Regions from separate parts of the Homo sapiens genome. Here region 1 is linked to region 2. The links are chromatin contacts, found by Hi-C or POLR2A ChIA-PET in ENCODE. All regions are on one chromosome and are shown on one strand. Each heading gives the region's core, a stretch centred on a gene start or an enhancer-like site at or near the end of the contact. The rest is flanking DNA. Distances are from core to core; before and after follow the strand shown. Region 1 overlaps CCDC146 (coiled-coil domain containing 146). Region 2 holds the start of GSAP (gamma-secretase activating protein).

Region 1 (3,437 bases), core at 318-2,817, 260 kb after region 2:
CAGCAACAAAAATAATAATACAGGGGGTGGATAAAACTTTGGATGGTGATAGATATGTTTATGAGATTGATGATGGTTGGTGGTTTCATGGATGTATACTTATCCCCAAACTCATTGAGATGTATACATTAAATATGTACAGTATTTTATACATCAACCATACCTCAATAACGTGTTTTTTTAAAAAAGGAAAGACAGGGAGAATGAGTAGTGAAAGAAAACCCAACAGAGGCAAATATAAAAAAGTCTGTGTGAATTAAAACAAAAAAACACTAATTAATCTAATTAAATAGGCAGGAAAGGACTTAACCAGATAACAAAGTTTAATGGATAAAACAAATATCTGGCTGGGCGCAGTGGTTTACGCCTGTAATCCCAGTACTTTGTGGTGTGGAGGTGGGCGGATCACGAGGTCAGAAGTTAGAGACCAGCCTGGCCAACATGGTGAAACCCCGTCTCTACTAAAAATACAAAAATTAGCCGGGCATGGTGGTGGGCGCCTGTAATCCCAGCTACTCAGGAGGCTGAGGCAGGAGAATCGTTTGAACCTGGAAGGCAGAGGTTGCAGTGAGCCGAGATAGCGCCACTGCACTCCAGCCTGGGCAACAGAGTGAAACTCTGTCTCAAAACAAAAAACAAAAAAAAACAATAAATATCCAAAGACAGTTAATATATAGGATTGCAAAGCCCATTGTATTAATAGTTCCATATTGCAGGCAATATGATTGACAGCTGTAAATAAAATAATAGAATAAAGTATATTCTCAGGCTACGGTGATATGAACAGAGAATGTTTAATATAACACCTTAAATTCCTGGCATAGGAAGAACTACATAGCCATCAGGTATGGTAATTCTAGAGACTTATATCTCCAGAATGCCTAAATCAATTAAATAAATATTTATTGAGTTTTCCTATAAAGAATTTACAAATATGCAAACAATGTATAATCTGAAGAGAAAGTAAGGCAGGGAAAGAACTAGTTCTCTGTCACATAAGCTGAGGTAAAATAAGCCCAAATAAAAAGCAACGTTCTTAGGAGAGTAGATAGGGCTGAAAAAGTAACTGGTAGCCTGGAATTTGGGACTTGAACTCTAGGCATTGGGAGCCATGGCAGAGTTGTAAAGATATTGCTGACAATATTGCTGAGAAGAATGGCTTGGAAAATGTGTGAATTTAGAGGCAAGGAAACAATCTGGAGGCTGGGACCCAGCCACTGTGCTATGGGTAGGAGATAGGTACCATGGTGAGCAAGACCAGACAAGGTTCCTGACCTTAGGGGACGCAGAGACTGGCAGCAAGACAAGTTAATCAAAAAATCACAGACATAAAATTCTAAACGTTTTAACTGAAATTGGTGCTATGATAACTTGGACCACAGAAACAGGGTGGCCACACACTGCACACTTACAGGGAGCACCACTGGCATAGCAAGTTCTGCAGAGAAGCAGCCCCCACTGGAAGGAGGCAAGGCAGTACCATGAGATGCTGTAGGAGTCTGAAGAGAAGAGGATGTGGCCTTAAGGGGATTTTAAGAAAGCAGAAGACATGAATAAGCCAAAATAGGAAGCTTCACAAAGAATAATTAAGCAATAAACATTGCAGGGTACCCCTTGTTTTGTAATACACATCAGTAATTCCTCTTCTTCAAATGAAACATAGGTGATCATCATTTTGTTTTGATTTTGAATTATTAAGGAAACATTTCTAGATAGTTACAAGGAGCATGTGTAAAAACCAAATACTGCATGCTCCAGAGAATGGGGCAGGATACACAAACAATGTGACTTTTGGACAATAAAATGGCAATGCTTCAAGAAAGCTGTAGCAGAAAACCACACGGTCTTTCAATATTACTCATCATTGAACAAGCACAGGTTTTGCTCATTTTAGAAACAGCAGGGTGTAATGTAAAGTTGAACATGATTTATTTCTCTCCTAGTCCCACACAGAACCTGAGTGTTCTTTTTTGTGACTTGGCTCTTCTGACTGCCCTGAAGATAAGATTGGGTGCTCCTTCCCCCAGCAGCCCATTGCTCTACAAGGTTAATTACAACATGTTTCTACAGGAACTCAGAGCTGACCCCTTGGAGGAAGGGAGAACTCTGGGACACTTCCATTTTTTTGTTTTGTTTTGTTTTAGTTTCCTAACATGTTAAAAAACATAGAAACTTCAAAACAGGGTTACAAAAATTGTGGTATAAAGTTGTATGACAAGTGCCTTCAATTCTGTCAGTGTATCTCTGGTAATTATATGTATATTATCTTTTGGAGATAACATAAAAAGTCTATAAAATTTAAGGCTCATCCTATGGGGCCTCCGGTCCACTATATGACAGGCTCAGAATATTGGGCAGCCAATCTGACATGAGGCATACCTCAGATCCATTTAATGGACAACAACAACAACAAAATCAGATGGAACTAACTTAATAGTCCTAAAAGCCACAGATAAAATGATTGCAGTTATTCCTGCCTAGATTTTATATTCTAAGTACAATTATACAATGCTCATTTTTACCATACAAAGACAATGTTAGACTTGAAACATTTTTTAAGATATAGATACATATTTTATTTTATTTATTTTTATTTTTGTGGGTACATAGTAGGTATATATATTTATGGAGATGCTTTTTTTAAAAAAGAAAGTAAAAATGTTATTCAAAGACCCAACAAATCAAATCACAACATTTTTTTTTTTCCTAAAAGGAATGATAAAGAGGACTTTCGAAAAAAGAATCCTGAAAAGAAAAGAGTCCTACAGGAAAAACAAAAAGAATCTTAAAGGAAAAATGAAAACTCTTGCAGTAAATATGTACAGATAAAAATTGCCTCATAATTGAAGTGTTAAAGTAACAATGGGGTTTGAACTACCTTCAATTAAAACCACACAAACGCACAAATAGCAAAACTCTGAAAGAAAGCTTCAAGTGCATATCTGGCCTTTAAAGTTAATGTTCAGACATGTTAAACAGTTACCTCTTAGATTATACGCATGTGTAATCCATGAGGAATCTGTTAATTGCAACATGATGGTGGAGAACCCAAGTCTCTATTACAGAATCAGCACCCCTCCCGAGGATGGAAGGGTGCTGAGAGAGCTCTAGGCCTTCTCCTTCATTTCACCATCCCCTTGCTTTCCTTTGCCCATTCCTACCATACCCCAAGCACAGACCCAAGAAAAGATCCTCACTCTCTCTTTAAAGCATCTTATATATTTTTTCCCTTTTTTCTCGGAAACCTACATAATCAAAACAAGCTCTGTATTACTCATTTCTGAGTAGGTATAACATGTGGGCTCATGATGGGGCAGCACCTTACATGAGGCAGAACTGCCATAGAAACAGACATGATGTGTTTCCAACACACCCTCCAGGTTGCCCTTGTCAGCATGCAAGCACTCTTGTTCAGGGCGCCTAATAATAATATTTAT
Region 2 (3,221 bases), core at 424-2,923:
TGAAGCTTCTGCAGCCCTCTTTGATCATGAGGACAAGGGTACACTCAGGATCAGGTGGAGCAAAGAACTGGAAGGAGCCTGGGTCCCTGATAAATTCAGGAACCTGCCCTAAGAGCTTTATTCTGCCTACGTCCAGCTAGGTGACAGAATAAAACTTGTGTGTTTAATTTACTGTTAATCTGAGTTCTTATTAACTTCTGGAGAATCTAATCCTAACTGATACACATGCCTTCATATAGCACCCTCATGATTTTGGCCACATCTTTCTATCATTATCTTATTGTTTCTCACCTTCTTTACATTGGCTTTTTCACTTAATTTGAAGAGAATTTTTTATATCATCACTGCTTGACTATAAAATCAGTCCTGCCTGGCAAAAATAGAAGTTAACTGCAAAAATAAAAACAATGGAAATGTACTGACTTTAAAAAATTGGCCAACAGTGTTTCTGTATGACAAAGGCAACAAGCTTATTTGATATGAAATAGTTGCATTAGCTCCTTGGGGGCTCCAGTGGCCTTCCTTTTATTCACTGATAATATTAGCAGCTTCATTAGGCATTTATCTTAAATTTGCATGCACTTCCCGGGTGGGAGGACTTTCCTCTGTATATGGTGGTGAGTAATGGAGTTCTACCTGAAATCATCCATTACCTCAGTTGGAGAAACATGTCTCTAGGAGGGAAAAAAATTCAAGACTTTCTTTTACATTTGGTTGGAGTAGTTTTCAAACTTAGTAAGCCTAAGAATCACCCGAGGCTCTGGGTAAAATGCACGTTTCTGGTCTTGTCCAGGTGTAGAGATCAGGAGTCTGCATTGTAAAATAGTGCCCCAGATGACGTCAATACAAGTAGTTTTCAGACCTTAATTTCGGAAGCATGTGAAAAAGCATTCTTTATTACTGTATTCACTCATTCTTCAGTAATTGTCGAGCACCTTCCAGAGTGCTCTGTTAGACCCTGGTGGGAGGCAGAGGGTTTGCGTGGAGACTTAAGATTCAGTTTTCATGTCTCAAGGCATCAAATGAGATGTACTAGAGTTAAAAGGCAAAAAGGACGCTGTTTGTATCAAGCGCATTAACCCCTTTTAGCGTTTCTCTTACAATGGGATCACCTTCGTCATACGCTCCCAGTTGCTACTCATTACCTTAATAACACTAATAAAGCACCACCACCTCGAAGCTGGGGCGAATAGGCCCAAGAGACGGCCTACTTCTGTGGTGACCCTGAACTGCTCCAGAGGACCCAGCTCTCTCAAGCCAAGTGGTTTCCACACTTTGCTGCACAGTGGAGGCACTTGTAGAATAAAGAAAATAGGCCGACCCTCCAGGTTTGGAAGCCACTGGGCTAGCGGCCTCGCCAAGGCCCTGAAGCGCCCACGTCTTTGCGCCCTCTATCCTCAGCCCCGAAGGTGCGCGCGGAGGCCTCCCGCCCCGGCGGGCCTGGTCCTGGCGCCTGGTCCACCCCGCCCCACCGCTACCCGCCGTGCCCGGCTCCGGCTCCGGCTCAGGTGCGGGCCGCCGGCCGGGAGGAGCTGGTGCCGGAGCTTCTCAGGCCAGGGCGCTGCAGAACCGAAAGCAGCAGGGGGCGGGGGAGAGGAAAGAGGGGGCGGGAGCGGGGACGCGAGGGCGAGGCGGCCACGCGGGGCCGGGAATGCCCGCGGTGCGGGGCCCCAGAGCCGCCCGGTGGTCGTGTCCGGGCGATGGCTCTTCGCCTGGTCGCCGACTTCGACCTCGGGAAGGACGTGCTCCCGTGGTTGCGGGCGCAGCGGGCAGTGTCGGAGGCCAGCGGGGCCGGAAGCGGCGGCGCAGGTGCGGGAGGCGCGCTGCGGAGAGGGGTGGGGGCGGGGAGTGGGAGTCCCTCATACCCCCCGGACTCCGACCCGGTGGGGAGCAACCCGGGGCGTCGCCGCCCTGAGAAGGCTGGTGCGAGGGCGTCGCTCCCCTCCTCAGAGGGCTGTTTTGGCTTTGCCACCCACACCCAGCCACGGCGGAAGGTCTGGGGGCAGAGCCCGGGCCAGGTCGCCGTGGGGCCTGAGGCGCCTGGCTCGCTGCCGGCCCGCGGAAATTCGCCCTTGGCAGAGGGGCCGGGCCGCTGGCGGTTCCCTCAGCATCACCTCACGGCGAGGGCAGAGGGTCGTGCTCAGCTCAGCGGCCGCATCCCACCTCCCGGGGGGTTCATCGGCAGCGCAGGGGCTTTGCCAAGACAGGAGTGCTCCTGGAAGCTTCACGTTTTGAGAAAGAATCCGTGACCACCAAGCAAACCACCCTATACCTAACGGTGGAACAGTTTGTCCCCACATTTGCGAGACGTGTTTATGTGTCTGTTGAACCGTGTCCGTGGCTCAGGGGACATGGGCCTCGGCGGTGAGGCGCAAGAGGGCAGGGGCCGCCTCCAGGCTGCGCGCGGCGGGGCGAGAGCCCCCAGCCGCCCCCGAGCTCCGCACCTGTGCAGGCTGGGGCTGCGCGCGAGATGCTCGGCTCCCGGCCCTGCCACTCCGGGCTTTTTGATGATTTGGTAAGGGAGTGAAAGTGACTTTTGAGCCTTCCCAGCACTGATCTGTTTTAAAGAAGGGGAACTTTGTGATTTCTTACAAAGTTTTAAAAGTCTTCTATAAATATTGGAGCTTCAGAGCTTAAATGCAGCTTCAAAGCAATGATGCCTGTAGGTCTCACCTTGTGTGTAGGGCGCTGTCCACTTCAGTGAATTTGGAAGTGGGTATTAAATGACCCACATCTACAACTCCTTTCCCTTAAACGCTGGTGAAAGTTTTCTTGATGTGAGTTATATATCAAGTTGCTATCTTGTATCTTCACACTCTCCTATGACTATAGCGAAATTATTTGTAGGTTTCCTTGGCTTGGAATATTATTAGCTCCAAATAAGGAGTTATATGTTTGTGTAGCGTATGCATTGAGTTTGCATTAGTGTCATGCTTAGTAAGGCTTTACTTTTTTTCGAGGTGGAGAGGGTGGTCAAGGAAGAATTTTATACAAAAATTAGCTGGGCGTGGTGACACGCTCCTGTAATCCCAGCTACTCGGGAGGCTGAGGCAGGAGAATCGCTTGAACCTGGGAGGCAGAGGTTGCAGTGAGCCGAGATCTCGCCACTGCACTCCAGCCTGGGCAACAGAGTAAGTCTCCGTCTCAAAAAAAAAAAAAAAAAAAAAAAAAAAAAAAGTCGCCCACATGTCTGAAAAGTTTTTGAAGGCTTAACTTTTTGA

The links. Hi-C counts contacts between places; a loop is a spot of excess contacts on that map. ChIA-PET counts read pairs that join two places held with the same protein, here RNA polymerase II (POLR2A). Pooled maps may share reads with other maps.
Region 1: a loop to region 2 is called in a pooled map, with 2.7 times the contacts of the local background. The contact joins the enhancer-like site here to the promoter of GSAP in region 2. A Hi-C loop is called at or near these places in 1 of 50 pooled maps. POLR2A ChIA-PET finds 5 or more read pairs at or near these places in 3 of 52 experiments (H1, PC-3 and activated T-cell).

What each region holds. Positions count from the first base shown.
Region 1 is chr7:77,155,726-77,159,162 of GRCh38, reverse strand. The region is part of intron 1 of CCDC146 (coiled-coil domain containing 146); the gene reads right to left. All of the region lies in intron 1 of LOC124901678 (a long non-coding RNA gene), which reads left to right. Among named protein-coding and RNA genes, the nearest start is that of CCDC146, 35 kb to the right of the region's middle. Within about 2 kb of position 1,567, at least 4 of the 41 ENCODE cell types and tissues checked have a DNase peak (open chromatin) inside an H3K27ac peak, as active enhancers do.
Region 2 is chr7:77,414,801-77,418,021 of GRCh38, reverse strand. It overlaps GSAP (gamma-secretase activating protein), which reads left to right and starts at 1,673. Exons shown (of 31, transcript NM_017439.4): 1 at 1,673-1,809. The coding sequence starts at 1,701. LOC101927243 (a long non-coding RNA gene) reads right to left here and starts at 2,824. Exons shown (of 5, transcript NR_110073.1): 1 at 2,674-2,824. RefSeq lists silencers at 1,378-1,727, 1,948-2,157, 2,218-2,507.